Linked DNA regions of Homo sapiens: region 1 is linked to region 2. A link is a loop called in an ENCODE intact Hi-C map of the cell type or tissue named here. Cell type or tissue: heart right ventricle. All regions are shown on one strand.

What was found. Peaks named below come from ENCODE experiments on the same cell type or tissue, not always from the same donor. Only the 100,000 strongest peaks of a DNase experiment are listed, where the experiment ranks them.
Region 1: a loop joins it to region 2, with 5 times the contacts of the local background. A loop is called at or near these places in 10 of 110 quality-filtered maps.

The regions. Positions count from the first base shown.
Region 1 is chr11:33,523,148-33,531,147 of GRCh38, forward strand. All of the region lies in intron 1 of KIAA1549L (KIAA1549 like), which reads left to right. Among named protein-coding and RNA genes, the nearest start is that of KIAA1549L, 150 kb to the left of the region's middle. RefSeq lists an enhancer at 3,014-3,093. In heart right ventricle, no CTCF peak of the experiment used is centred here; no DNase peak of the experiment used is centred here.
Region 2 is chr11:33,374,269-33,382,268 of GRCh38, forward strand. It overlaps KIAA1549L (KIAA1549 like), which reads left to right and starts at 1,840. Exons shown (of 21, transcript NM_012194.3): 1 at 1,840-2,621. The coding sequence starts at 2,384. RefSeq lists silencers at 1,726-1,785, 1,816-2,055, 2,196-2,295, 2,426-2,705. In heart right ventricle, no CTCF peak of the experiment used is centred here; no DNase peak of the experiment used is centred here; H3K4me3 peaks cover 1,653 bases; H3K27me3 peaks cover 2,021 bases.

The sequences.
Region 1 (8,000 bases), 150 kb after region 2:
GAAATTGCTAGGACAATGACTTTAACTCTGGAATTCCCTCAAAGTGTTCTTCAGAGCTGCAGTTCCTTGGGATATTAACAGGTATCACACAAAAAAGAAACAAGAAGAAAGAGTTCTGCAGTCAACTCATTTGGGGATTTTCCAAGTTAAATAAAACTTTCGTTTACCACAGGACTTTTCAAAGCCCTTAGTGTATGCGTATGCCCTGTGAATCTCCCATAAGAGATTTTCTAAACTGCTTTGAATAGAGAACCCCTTTCCCCCCTCATATCTATTTATTGGAACATATGTCTTGACATGATTATCTTTGCTTATTCTTAATTTTAGAGAATGTCAGGTTATCTGAATGCTCCTAATATACTAGAAGGATTATTTTCTTTTCAATGTAACAAAATTCTCTGTGAGATGCAAAATGAATGAGACATTTTCTGCCTATCATGTACCAATGTAGATGGTACAAGGCTAGGATTACACATCATAACCTTTGAGAAAACACTGAGTCCTGAGTTTGGCGTAGGATCTTACTACTGGGTCCTTAAATGCAGTGAAAAGTCTTACATTCGTTTGTGTGTATGTGCTTATGTTGACTGTTGTGGACTTGATAAAATTATTACGTATTAATTGACAATTTATGTGTTATTAAATAATTTATTAAATGTACACACATAATTTTTATATAATTGCACAGATGTGATCACAGGTTTCTGTTTTTTATGGCGGTCTTCCTCATGCCTCCTTCTACATTTTTGCTTGGCTGCATCATATTTATTTATGTACATATTTTGATCATTGTTTTATTTATTTAGTAAATCTTGATTGGATTTTGGTACTAACTCAGTACTGGTTTCATAAAATGAATTGGGGACATTTCTGTGTATTTTAAAGGCCTGAATTAGTTCAATAACATTGGAATTACCTATTTAAAAAAATAAGATAGAATTCAGCTGAATATATCTGATCCTCCTACCTTTTTCTATGGTAAGTGGCTCCTTTTTCCTATGTTAATCTGTCTGTTTAGGTTTTTCATTTCTGGATTGATTTTGATTATCGACATTATTCATTTCCTCTAGGGTTTCAAACTTTTTGCCAGAGTTGCAGGTGGAATTCGCTCATAATTATTTTATTTTCTTCTTTATCTGTAGTTGCCTCCTTTCTCATTCCTAATGTCTTACACTTCTGTTCACTCTATTTTTTTTTCTTAAACAGGCCTATGAAAGATTTACCTATTTTACTCTTTTAATTTTTCTTCCAAAAGACCCAAAGAGGTCTTTTGAACTTATTTATCCTTGCTGCTACTATTCTTTGTGTTATAATGCATTAGTTCCAGCTTTTATTTTTATTAGTTCATTTTTTGAGGCGAGAGGAATTTACTATTTCTAATTTTTATATATGAATAAAGAGTTTCTTCTAAAAAGTCTCTTTTAAAATTAAAACATTTCAGTCTATAAATTTTCCTCTAGGTATAGCTTTTACTGTTCCAACTGAGTGTTGGGAGAGTGTTAAAAATTCTTTGACTTAAAAAATATGTATAAAGGGTATACATAAATGCTATATATATTTATGTATCTGCATGTGTATGTCTCTACTTTTTCCTCCCAGCATTTCAGTTAGAGTTAGATTTGTGATAAATCTTAATGGGAAAGTGCTCATTTTGTGACCATGATGAATAAGTCATTTTCAAAACCTCATACTTGCTTGTAAAAATAAGCAGACTGGAGACTTTAGGGGAAAAATCTAATGCAGAAGCATAGTCCGTCTTATTAATGCCACTAAAGCCAGATGGATTGCCTAGGTACTCATTGGAGAATTAGTTAGAGAAAAGGGATTTATCATAAGAAATATGAACAACTTCCAGAGAAGACAGAAAAAGTTGACCAGATTTTTATAGGGGTGAAGAGGAAAATGGCAGATAGGAGACAGGACTAACATGCACCTCCCACGTGGATGGACAGAACAGTGTGTGGGGACTCAAACCATGAACTTGAGCTCCAAGAACCACTACAGGAACATACCAGGAAAACCGAAATAATTCATAGAGTCTTTGAAAGAAGTGGCTTGCCACTGCAGACTCTGTAAGACAGCCCAAAAACTGTGAGCTCCCAGAGTGTGAGAGGGGGAAAAGTTGGTCTCTGACACACATCCCCACTGGAGAACCTGAAAATACAGATCATGGGAGAAGGATTTAACCTTATCTAGAACTGAAACGGTTTTAAGGAGCTGAGAGAAGTATAAAAATAGAAGCAGCAGCAGGAAGAACCCTATAGGGTCTTCCTAGTCCCTAGCTTGAGCCCAGGGAAAGCATTCCTGGCCTTATCTCACAGGAGTCCTTGGGGAAGGCAGCCAGCAGAATTAGAGAGGAGCCACAGGTGATGGAAGCTTCTGGCTGAACTTTGTAATAATTTCGACCTAAGCATAAATTTTCCTGAGTAGAATCTGGTCGGGGTCGGGGGGTGGGGACAAATTGGAAGTGCATATATGAGTGCAGAAGTCACAGCCAAAGCTGCAGGCAGGCAGGGAGAGGTAAAGCCTGACAGCCCCACTTGCTTTCTTGGTGGAGAGGCTTGTTGTCTGGGGCAAGATTTCAGCTCTGCTCACCAGCTGCCTGGATGTATACTTGGTGCTGTTGGTGAGGCATGGTGGGAATGAGACTGGCTTTGCTGGCTGTGTGGGAGCTGGGTGAGGCCTGTCACTGCTGGCTTCCCCCTCTTCCCTGGAAACCTGTATGACACAGCAGAGGCAGCCATAATTCTCCTGGGAACATAACTCTATTGGCCTGAGAACCACCCGCACCGCTGCCTCCCCCACATTCCCCACAGTTGCTGCAGCAAGCCCTGCCCAAAGAGAGTCTGAGTTCAGACCCGCCTACCCCAGCCCCACCTGATGGTTTTTCTCTACCCACCCTGGTAGCCGAAGACATAAGGTCTTGGTAGCTCTATGGCCCCACCTATTGCCTGAGAAACCCAAGTAAGTACTTAACTTGGCCAACATAGGGCAAGCTTATATCCCCCTTCTACTACTGCAGCTTATGCTCTCTTGAAAAGTGCCACCTCCTGTCTGGAGGCCAACCAATTCAAGCCATTACAGCAACTCATAACAGAACAACCCTGCTCCAAAGAAGGAGAAAACAACAGCTAATTCTACCGCCTGCAACATCCTGGGTAACCAGAAGTCCTGAGTCTGTCCATGTGACAACTTCACTGCTAGCATAACCAGCATTTGAGGAAACCAGCACACTAAATGAAACTACAACCAAGGACTCCCACAGAGTCCACTTCACTCCCCTGCCACCTTTACCAGAGCAGGTACTGGTATCCATAGCTGGGAGACCTGAAGACGGATCACATCACAGGACTCTTTGCAGACATTCCCCAGCACCAGCCTGGAGTCTGGTAGCCCCGCTGGGTGGCTAGACCCAGAAGGGCAATAACAATCACTGCAGTCTGTCTCTCAGGAAGCTCCATCCCTAGGGGAATGGGGAGAGCACTACATCAAGGAATCACCCCATGGGACGAGAGCCCTTGAGTTCCAGATTTTTCCACTGAAACTGTCTACCCAAATAAGAAGGAACTATAAAAGTAATTCTGGTAATATGACAAGGTTCTATAACACCCTAAAAGACCACATTAGCTCTCCAGCAATGGATCCAAACCAATAAGAAATCTCTGAATTGCCACATAAAGAAGTCAGAAAGTTGATTATTAAGCTACTCAAGGAGGTACCAGAGAAAAGTGAAAACCAACTTAAAGAAATTTAAAAAATAATAGAGGATATGGATGAAAAAGTCTCCAGAGAAATAGATATTATAAAGAAAAGACAATCATAACTTTTGGAAATGAAAGACATACTTACAGAAATGCAAAATACACTGGAAAGTTTCAACAATAGAATCAAGCAAGTAGAAGAAAGAACTTCAGAGGATGAAGACAAGGCTTTTGAATTAACCTAATCCAACAAAGACAAAGAAAATGGAATTGAAAAAATGAACAAAGCCTCCAAGAAATTTGGGATTATGTGCAAATGACCCAAACACAAAAATAATTCGTGTTCCCAAGAAAGAAGAGAAATCAAAAAGTTTGGAAAACTTATTTGAGAGAATAATTGAGGAAAATGGAGCAGAATAGAGAACCCAGAAATAAAGCCAAATACGTATAGCCAACTGATCTTCAACAAAACAAACAAACAATGTAAAATGGGGAAAGGATACCTTATTCAACAAATGGTGCTGGGATAATTGGCTAGCCACATGTAGAGGAGTGAAACTGGATCCTCATATCTCACCTATACAAAAATCAACTCAAGATGGATCAAGGACTTTAAGACCTGAAATCATAAAAATTATAAAAGATAACATTGGAAAAACTCTTCTAGACATTGACTTAGGCAAAGAGTTTATGGCAAGAACCCCAAAGCAAATGCAACAAAAACAAAGATAAATAGATAGGACCTAAGTAAACTAAAAAGCTTCTGCACAGCAAAACAAATAATCAGAGTAAATACAGCCCACAGAATGTGAGAAAATATTCACAAACTTTGCATCTGACAAAGGACTAATATCCAGAATCTACAAGGAATTCAACAAATCAGCAAGAAAAAAACAAATAATTCCATCAAAAAGTGGGTTAAGGACGTGAATAGACAATTCTCAAAAGAAGATGGTACAAGAAAAGAAGATGGTACATATTACAAATGGTAATATGGTTTGGCTGTGTCTCCACCCAAGTCTCATCTTGAATTGTAGCTCCTATAATTCCTATGTGTCATGGGAGGAACCTGCTGAGAAGTAATTGAATCATGGGGGCGAGCCTTTCCTGTGCTGTTCTCATGATAGTGAATAAGTCTCACGAAATCTGATGGTTTTATAAAGGGGAGTTCCCCTACACAAGCTCTCTTGCTTGCTGCCACTTAAGATGTGACTTTGCTCCCCATTCACCTCCAGCCATGATTGCGAGGCCTCCCCAGCCATGTGGAACTGTGAGTCAATTAAACCTTTTTTCCTTTATAAATTACCCACTCTCAGGTATGTCTTTATTAGTAGCATGAAAACAGACTAATACAAATGGCCAACAAACTATGAAAAAATGCTCAAGATCACTAATTATCAGAGAATGCACATCAAAACCACAATGCAATACCACCTTACTCCTGCAAGAATGGCCATAATTAAAAAATCAAAACATAAGAAATGTTGGTATGGATGTGGTGAAAAGGGAATACTTCTACACTGTTGGTGGGAATGTAAACTAGTACAACCACTATAGAAAACAGTATGGAGATTCCTTAAAGAACTGAAAGTAAAACTGCCTTTTGATCCAGCAATCCCGCTACTGGGTATCTACTCAGAGGAAAAGAAGTCATTGTATGAAAAAGACATTTGCACATGCATGTTTATAGCAGCACAATTCACAACTACAAAGTATGGAACCAGCCTAAATGCCCATCAACCAATGAGTGGATAAAGAAAAAGATACATATAGATATACACCATGGAATACCACTCAACCATAAAAAGGAATGAAATAATGGCATTTGCAGCAACCTGGATGGAGCTGGAGACCATTATTCTAAGTGAAGTAACTTGGGAATGAAAAACCAGTGTACGTTCTCACTTATAAGCAGAAGCTAAGCTATGAGAATGCAAAGGCAGAAGAATGATATAATGGACTCTGGGGACTCCGGGGGAAAGGTGTGAGGGTGGTGAAGGATAAAAGACTACACGTTGGGTACAGTGTATACTGCGTGGTTGATGGGTAAATCTCAGAAATCACCACTAAAGAACTTTTCCATACAACCAAACAGCACCTGTTCCCCCAAAATTATTGAAATGTTTTTTAAAAATTTAAGAAACCAAAACTATTTTTTTAAAAAAGAAAAAGTTGACCACAAAAGTGGGAGTATAAGAATTTATTGGCTAGGCATGGTGGCTTATGCCTGTAATCTCAGCACTTTGGGAGGCCTAGGCAGGCAGACCACTTGAGCTCAGGAATTTGAGACCAGCCTGGCCAACAAAGCAAATGCCCATCTCTACAAAGAATACAAAAATGAGACGAGTGTGGCGGTATGTCCCTGTAGTCCAGCTACTCGGGAGGCTGAGGTGGAAGCATCATCTGAGCCCAGGAGGTTGAGGCTGCAGTGAGCCATGAGCATGCTACTGCACTCCAGCCTGGATGACAGAATGAGACCCTGTTTCAAAAAAAAAAAAAATTATTATCACAGTTTAGGCAAGAGATGCAACTCAGAAACGTCTTAATTAGATTTTGCTCTTCTGGATGGCAATCATGATAACAAATGTTTATTGACTGCTGACATATACCAAGTTATGTTCCAAATACTCTTAAAGGATGAATGCCTTTAAGCCTCAAAACAGTCTTGTGAGACACATGTTATTATCCTCTTCTTAGAAAGGAGCAAACAGACACAGAGAGGTCATGTAACTTGCCTGACTTTTTACAGCTGGAACAAGGCAATTGGATCAGGAACTCGGATGCTGTGTCTCCAGATCCCACATGCTAAACTGTGACACTTGAGTACCTTCATGGTGAGGATCACAGCTTGTAAATCTTTTATGATGGGGTGATTTCCAGAGGAAGCGTCCCATAAATATTTGTGGAATAAATAACCAAATGATTGAGCAAATAAGGGAGATAACTGGCTAGCTATCATACTAAGCAGAAAGGGAAAAGTACTCTAATAGAGCTAGAAATAAGGAGTTGTGGGAACAATGACATGTTAATTAGGGGACTCTCACTTAGAAGAGGTTTACATTTAGGCCTTTACAAAATGGTGTGAAGCCCTAGTAAGATGTTTAGTCTTTTTGCCCAATTCTCTAGGCCCCTATTACTGCTTTCCTTTTAAAGGTATGGTATTTTCTGTATCCTCAAAGTCTTTCCTGCCTAATGGATTTAAGTGGACTTGACTCCCCTTTGGGCCATTAGCATCAAATAGTAAAAATTAATATGAAACCTTGGGGCCGGGCGCGGTGGCTCACGCCTGTAATTCCAGCACTTTGGGAGGCTGAGGCGGGTGGATCATGAGGTCAGGAGATCGAGACCATCCTGGCTAACACGGTGAAACCCCATCTCTACTAAAAAATACAAAAAAAAAAAAATTAGCCGGGCGTGATAGCAGGCACCTGTAGTCCCCGCTACTCAGGAGGCTGAGTCAGGAGAATGGCATGAACCCAGGAGGTGGAGCTTGCAGTGAACCGAGTTTGCGCCACTGCACTCCAGCCTGGGCAACAGAGCGAGACTCCGTCTAAAGAAGAAGAAGGAAAAAAAAAAAAAAAAAAAAAAATATATATATATATATATATATATATATATATATATATATATATATATGCAAGATTTGCAAGTACCACTGTCCTAGTTTTAAAAGTCAGTTATTGGTAGTTAATACTGTGTTCTGTGGTTGACTTTAAACTTATTAATGACCCTGTCAGAAAGATGCCGGGAGAAGAAGAGAGAAGAACCCCCCTAAGTCCCATTGGTTTACTTTTCTTGACACAGATAATATATTTCCAAACAAGTGACCTTCTGTGTGTGTGATGTCCTAGCCCAAAAGAGGTCATTGTGGCCGCCCTACCTGCTGCATAGGGATTGTGATGACAAAATTAGGAGACACTGAAATTCTGAAAATTTATAATCAAGCTGTATTGTAACAGTCGAGGATTGGTAAACAAATTATAATGCCACATCTTAGTGGAGATAATATGCAACCTTATCCAATATGGAAAAATGATTTTGTTATGTTAAAAGAGAAAAGGCAGTGCGAAGTTGGATGTGCATTGTGATCACAGGTCTGTCCAGCAAGCAAACCAAAGCTTTTCCAAGAACATCATCTGGAAATAAAATTTACCACAGTATGAGTCATGGTTTTCTTGATGCGGTGGGATGTGCACGTGGTCAGGGCAGAGGGAGGAATGGAATTCTTCTTCTTTTCTTTCTATTTTTCCATCTTTTCTAAATTTTCTGTAATGATCATGTAAACCCAGGTTAAAAAGA
Region 2 (8,000 bases):
CCGTTCATCTTGTGATGCTGCCTGAACCATGACCATGGGCTGGCTTTCTCACAGTGTCTCCAACTAATTTAGTGAATTGCTTTATCTCTTCAACTAGACTGCATCTTTCCCTTCCTCCCTCCCTCCCTCTCTCTCTCCCTCTCTCTCTTTCTTTTGAAGGAGTCTCCCTCTGTTGCCCAGGCTGGAGTGCAGTGGTGCAATCTTGGCTCACTGCAACCTCTGCCTTCCAGGTTGAAGCAATTCTCCTGCCTCAGCCTCCCAAGTAGCTGGGATTACAGGCATGCACCACCACACCTGGCAAATTTTTGTATTTTTAGTAGAGACAGGGTTTCACCATGTTGGCCAGGCTGGTCTCAAACTCCTGACCTCAGGTGATTCGCCTGCCTTGGCCTCCTAAAGTGCTGGTATTACAGGCGTGAGCCACTGCGCCAGGCCAGACTGCAAGTTTCTTAACACAACCCAAAACAGCCCAACTAGTTTAATTAAAGAACAAAATTAAATCATAACCCCCAACAAGGCATTACTATATTTCAACAAATCTTAGACATATTATAAGAACACATCTGACTTCTGAAAAGTTAACATGTGAAAAGTATGTGTCTTAGATGAAATGTGGTGTTATTTCTATCCTGCAGATGCTCAATAACTAGAACCTAACACTTTTCCAGATCCCCTGGTTAAGTTGCTGTGCCCTAACACACCAGGCACGCTCTGCCCCGGGATGTTAGCCTTTTTGGTTCCCTGTATCTGGAATGCTCTTCGCGCATGGCTTGTTCTCACCTCCTTCAGATCTTGGCTCAAACGTCACCTTCTCAGCGAGGCCTTTCTTCACAATGTTTAACATTTGCAACACCCCCTCCCCACGTTTCATTCTTTTACACTGATTTTTCTTTACGGCATTTACCAGTCTAATATTCTATTACTTATTTGTTTATTGCGGGTGAACCCCCACTAGAATGTCAGCTCCAGGAGGGCAGGGATTTTGTTTATGGCTGTTGTCATTGGCACATCGCAGGCAGTCAGTAAGGATTGTTGAGTGAATAGCGTCTGAGCTTTACCGGGTCAAGGATGTGTGTGTTTCCCCGCTGCTTGTATCCTCAGTGCCTAACACAGATGCTGGCAAACAGCGGGCCCGTAATAGATACTCAGTGACTGGGGATGGATGAGGCGCCTATGAGCCAGGTCACTTGCTAAGGCCATCAAGGCTAGCAAGGGCGAAGAGCAGGGGACCAACTCAGGTGACGCCTGGGCCTTTTGTCCCTCTGAGCAGGAGCTGCCTGACTCTCCTGTTTGGGGGTGTAGACTTTTTTGGAAAAACTTCCCCCAGTCTTCCCAGTGCGCAGTGTAATGCTTTGCACGTAGTGTGGCTGCAACAAATATTTATAATGTGTTTTAATCCAGCGTGTTATTGCAACTAGCCCACAGCCGCTTGAGCTCCTCAGGGGTAAACTGGCATGCAGCTGTCCGTTGAACCCTCGGAGAAGTAGTGAACAAACAGCACAAAGCGCGCCCGCCCTTCTACAAAGAGCTTTTCCAAAATCCAGGCGGAAGAGCTTTCCTGCCGCTTGGGCACGTTGACCATGACCCCCCTCCCCGGCCAGACGACCTCTCTCCCGCCAACCTTCCCTTCTCTAGATGGGGGACAGGAGGGGAGGGAAGCCCTCCCCTTAAGGACCTCCGCTGCGCGGGAGCCGCCGGGAGGGGTCCCCCTCCTGGGTCTCGAGCCCGGCCGGGCGCGCGGGAGCGGGGAGCGCGCGGTGGCTCCGCGCGGGGCTGCGCGCGCGCGCCGGCCTCGCCTCCTCGCCTCCTCGCCCGTTCCGGAGGCTACGTGCTTTCTTTGTCAATGAGGCGCCGCTCTGAGCTGCGGTAGCACTCGCGGCCCGGGAACCCGAGCCGGAGCCGGGGCTGGAACCCGAAGCCCAGCGAGGAGCGAGGAGCGAGGAGCCAGGACAGCGGGGCGCCGAGGCTGCAGCGGCGGCGGGAGGGAGGGACCCGAGCGCGCCCCGCGGCCGCCACCCCCGTTCCCGGCAGCCTCGCCCCCTAGTTCTGCAGGAGCCGGCCCGGGGGAGGGGGCCCCGGGCGGCGCCCGTCCCACCCTCGCCGCCCCAATCGCGCCGGCGCGCGGCGACAGGCACCGTGGGAACCCCGGCCCGCACCCGCCGCGGCTCCATGCGGGCCCGGCCCCTGCGCGGGTGAAGCCGCGGCTCCCTGGAGCCCGCCCCGGGCGCGGCAGGACGAGCGAGCCAGTCGCGCCGCTCGGCGCCCCCTCCCTCCGGCGCCCGGGCCGTGGCCGGCGATGCCCGGTGAGGACCGGGGCGCCGAGGGCTGGGCTCCCCGGCGCGGTGCAGAGCGAGGCAGCGGCCTGGATGTGTGAAGCGTCCCCATGGCTCCGCAGGAGGCCAAGCCTCAGGGCTCAAGGGAAGCTGGGCCCGCGACGCGGGGGCGCGGGGGCCGGCCCGTGGCGCGTGGGCTTGGTCGGGCTGCCTGGGGAGCCGCGCGCTGCACGGGTGTGAGGGGCCCCGGGGCCGGCGCGTCCCACGATGCGCCCCCGCGGCCACCGACGCTGCTGCTGGGACTTCTGCTGCTGGCGGCCCTCCTGGAGCACGGCCAGGCCGACCCGGGTAAGCGCTCGGCGGCGGGGCGTCCGCGGAGGTTTCTGGAGGAGCGGGGCGGCGGGACGGGACCCACACCTGCCCAGGTGGCGGTGGAGAGGTATTGGCAACACCGGCCCTTTACTGCTGCAACAGTAGGCGAACTGTCAGAAATCTGTCTTTCGGGAAGGCACTTTGGGCGGGGAAGAAAAAAAAAGGAGCAATCGCCTCTTCTTTTTGGACAAGTTGTAGAACCTTCCTAGTGGTCCCGCAGGCACGCTTTATTTAGAGAAAGATGTGTGTTTAGGACACCTTAAACGGGAAATGTATCATTAGAACACGTTTCAGGGTGGCAAAGTCCCTGGTATTTTGGGCTCTCTGTTGAGTGTCCACTTTGTCTTAACTGCATGAAATGGCTAGAGAGTTTTAGGCAATCCGCGTGTCGGCTTCCCAAATATCAACACAGTTTCTCCTGTGTTGATAGCGGAACCCTTTTCTTTTGGGAAGGAGGTCTCTCCAATAATTGCTTGCACCTTGCAAAGGGATGCAGGCGCTCATTAAGTATATAATCCACTGTTTGCAGGTTAGTTAAAAATAGTCATGCTTGGCTTGTAGACTTCCAGCAATCCCCAGGAAATAGATTTCTGTAATTCCTTGGACAATTTTGAGAAATCTGTTGTAAGTATTCTAGGTGGGGGTGGATTTTTCTGCTAAGTGTGCTTCAAAACTTAAGCTGTGCAGTAAGCAGTTGTCCTGGAAATAATAATGATTACTGCCTGCACTTGGAAAGGGCAGGCTTTTGTGTTTCTGACGAAATTCTGAGCTCTTGATACACTGCCTTATCAAGGAATATATTTCTCACTTCAGATAATGTGTTCCTGTAGTTTTGCATTTTTTAGCAAGGACTAATGACTTCTTCTTTCTCAGAGTACCCCCTCCCCCAAATTAGATTAAAATTCCTAATTGTAAAGGGGCTGACATTGTTTTAGATAAGAGAGTTTTAGGTTAAAAATATTTCTCGTCTTCAGCAGCTTAATTCAGAGCCCATTTTCCTTCGATTCACTTAAAGAGTCACTGACAGGTGGTGCTTGTGCTTGCGAGTTACTGTCAGATAATGTTCTATTGCGATTATAGTGGTTACAAAGTTCAGGAATCTTTGGATGTGTGCCTCAGACTTGAGAAAAACCTCTGACGAATTTTAGCCCCCGATTTTTATGCCTGTAGCAGTTTTTAGTGATGTGTATTTGGCATAATTGTTAAAAGATAAGGCCTGAGAAAGACCCACGTAAATACCTTGGTATTCATTGGCTCAGAAACATACATCCTGTTTTTGATTAAAGGATATCAAGTCCTTGGTCGTTTTTGTGAACTGCTTATGAGATGTTTGCTTTGGGATGATGTTCATTTGTTCAGCCATCTGTAATATGTGAAACTGGCTTTCATGTGTTGTTCTTGTTCAGCCTGATGTTGGGTGATTTCCTCGGATCAGTTTTGAATTTCTGATTTCCCTTCTGACCTTTGTACCTTGAGCCTTCTGAACCTCCCTGACTTTCCTTGGCTCCTCTTTCAGACCGCCAGAGCCTGATTTAGAGGACTTCTCATCCACATTGTTTGGGTTTAGCCCTGGTGTCCTCTTTCTTTTTCCTTTCAGTGTGGTGGTCATGGGGATACGGGGCTGGGAAAGATGCTTTGATTACAATGATGGTAAAAATAATTAAAAGTTGATGTTCCTCCCCAGAGTCCTCTCCGTCTTTCTCCATCTCATCCGAGCGACTCGTTGCTTCCTCTATGCTTTTTGGATGCACTTTCTGCTGTCCCCCTTTATGACCAGCTTCCCGTGGTCCAGCCCACCTGCGGATTCACAGTCCACCTCTGAGCTCCATGGTTTTCTGTGGGTTTGCCACTGATTCAATTCCATGACTCAGTGGAAGGGTTAAACACTGGGTTCCCTGTGTGTAACTCTTACCTCCTATCTGCTCTCATTTGTTCTCTGATTTCCACTGGAGGCAGTTTCACCCCAGGGTAGGTGAGTCCTGGGCCTAATGCAGGGCATCCTAAGGGGTTTGTGGGAAGAAGTGGTGTCAAGAGGGAGGCAGGAGAATGAATGACAATTTCTGGGGCCTTTGACTTTCTGCAAACAACCTAGTTTGGAACTTTTTCTGAGGAGTCGCTGCGGTTTGGTGTTGCCACTCATTGTAGAATGCGTCCGACCCTGAGATGTCTGAGATCTTACTCAAAGTGCTGGCTTGCTACAGTCCCATCATTTACATGGCTGCTCTCCCTTGTTGTTTAAGGAAGGCTAAGCCAGACATTTGTCTTGGTTGAAAAATGGGCAAACATAGATTTGTTTCTGGAAAATTCTGTAGCAATTGTTCAGCACCTTCCTGTCCTGGAGACTCTGCAGTGTGTTCCCAGTCTACTTCCACCCACCCCACCCCAGCCTCTTTTGCTTGAATATTCTAAAGGAATCAGAGTTCCTTCTCTTTTCCACATAAAGAAAAGGCTGTTGTCATCTTCACTGCCCTCCATTAGACTCCTAACTTCCATCTCCGTCTTCCGTCTTGCTTCCAGTCAGTAAGCTCTGTTTTGGATGCGGGAGGTTGGTGTGGGAAGGAAGTTTCTTTGTAGTACTGAGTACTGACACCCTGTATTCTCTTTGGCCATCCAGGCTCCAGGCAAAATGGTAGAGCTCAAATTTGACTTCACTCTCTTTTTAACTACTGAGCTTCCATTCAGTTCATGTCAGTAAACATTTACTGTGTGCCTGTTATGTACAGGGATAGTGCTCATCTGTTCACGGGCAGCTACTCAATGTGACTGTCTGGGTCTCAGTTCTCTCATCTGGAAAATGGGGACAACAATAGTTCCAATCTCATTGGGTTCTTGTGAGGATTACACGAGTTAAAGCATCTAAAGTGTTTCAAACAGTGCTTGGTATACAGTAGGCGCTCAGTGAATGCTACCTGCTGTTTTAAAATGGCAGAAACGATGGAATGTTTACTCTGTCTAGGTGCTGTGCAGGGGCAGGGGATACAGAGGTGAATAAGGACGAGGCAGTTTGTAGAAGCTCCTCAAGAAGAGGGCGATCAAGGCCCTTGCCCTCTGTGCTGTGTGATCAGAGCTAATGAGGGAATAGTTAATTCTGGGGGCATGGGGGCCTTGAAGGATGAGGTGGGGTTGGCAGTGTTGATGGTGGCATTTCTGGCAGAGGAAAAGTAAAGGGTTCTTTGTGGTCAGAGCACAGGGCGCTGTGGGGAGGAGTCCTCAGCACCCTGTCTGCATGCTGGGGCTTCCCCAGGCCCTCCTCTGCCGGCTGAAGGGCTCTGAGCGGCTGTGTGCTTCTCCCTCCAACTTATTAGTTCCTGATTTACCTTCATTTGCCTATTGCCTGTTACAATACCCAGCACAGAACAGGAATTTCTTAAATTTTCAGTCTCTACACTCCTGTTCCTCCTGCTTGGCTGTTTCTGTTAGATTTTAGAATACTGTCTCATTTAAATAATTCACAGTAAGTTGTGAATGACTGCTTTATTAAGGGAATATATTTGCATGTTGATAGAAGGTTTTGCTGATACCAAAGAATTTCTTCTGATTACGTGATCAATTTTAGCATCAGTGACGTATGGTGATAAGAAGAATGTATATTCTGTTGTTTTGGGGTGGAGAGTTCTGTGGATATCTATCAGGTCCGCTTGATCCAGAGCTGAGTTCAGGTCCTGAATACTTCTGTTAATTTTCTGTCTTGATGATCTAATATCGTCAGTGGGGTGTTAAAGTCCCCCACTATTATTGTGTGTGAGTCTAAGTCTCTTTGCAGGTCTCAAAGAACTTTGTAGGTCTCTAAGAATTTTATGAATCTGGGTACCACTGCATTGGGCGCATATGTATTTAGAATACTTAGCTCTTCTTGATGAATCGATACCAAAGAATTTCTAATTTAGAACAGTGTGTGGGGAGATAGTTTTGACCTGGGACGTCCTCCTTGCCGCTCCCCAAACTCTTTGTACACATCATCAACTTGCAGTCGAGTCTAGAACAGGTTCAAGCTCATTTGTTCATTCATTCATTCCTTTATTCAGTATGTTTTGAATGCCTCAATATTCTGAGGTAACAGTAATGAACAAAAACAAGGCCTGTTCTCACAGGGATTAGAGAGAATGGGGCTTGTTTTTGTTCGTTACCGTTACCTCAGAATATTGAGCCCAGTGCCGTCCAAACTTGACTGTGCTTACCAGTCACGTGAAGATCTCGTTGAAATGTGGATTCTGATTCAGCAGGTCTGAAATAAGGCTTGAGAGTCTGCATTGTTAACAAGCACTTGAGTAATACTGACGATGCAAGTTTGTGGACCCCATTTTGAGAAATAAGTGGCAATAAGCAAATACCTGTAGGTCGGGTGATGGTAAGCTCTATGGAGCAAAATAAATCAGGGTAGGGGATAGTGCCTTCACACATGAACTTGTCTAGATGGAGTGGTGAGAGGAGGCCTTTCTGAGGAGATGGCCTTGAGTAGACCTGACAGTGAAAATCTGGGGGAAGAATATTCCAGGCTGTGGGAAAAGCAAGTGCAAAGGCCTTGAGCAGAGATTGTGCTTGCGTTGTTTGAGGAAGAGCAGGAATGCCAATGTAGAATTGAATGAGCAAAGGGAGAGTAGTGAGAAATGATGTTGAAGAGAGAGATGGGGCTGGATCCTATAGGACTTACTGGCCATGGTGATGACTGGGTACTTTAGTTGGAGTGAGATGGTCAGCCATTGGAGCATCCAAACAAGAGGTGACATAATCTGACTTAAGTTTTAAAAGAATCACCTTGGTTGTTGTGGAGAGAAAAGTCTGTAAGGTCAAGTATGGAAGCCAGGAGATCAGGAAGGAAGCTGTTATTGAAATCAATCTGCAGATGAAGATGGCTTAGAGAGGGTGGTAGCAGAAGTGGTTAGATTTTGGATGTCTCTTGAAGATAGAGCTAGTAGAATTATCTGGTGGATTAAAAGGGTAGGAGAGAAAGAGAGGAATTGATACGGCTCCAAGGTCTTTGGCTCAAGCAACTGGGAAGATGAAGTTGCCATTAATTGAGACAGCAGTTCAGGTTTGGGGTAAGAAAATAAGAGTTCATTTGGGGGTATGTAAAGCTTGAAATGTTTATTCAAGTGGAGATGTCAGGTTGCCAGTTGAACAAAGTAGTCTGGAATTCTAGGGCGATAACAGGTCCTAAGGCATACATTTTGGAGCCATCAGCATGGAAGCGAATAAGAAACCTAGAAAGTGAGTATGGAGAAGAGAGAGGGAGATCTGAGCAAGGAGCCTGGGATTACTGCAGCATTCAGGGGTTCAGGGTGAAGGGGACCAGCAAGAGATAGAGAAGAAAACAATGAGGCAGTAGGAAGAGAAGAAAGTGTATATGGTGTCCTG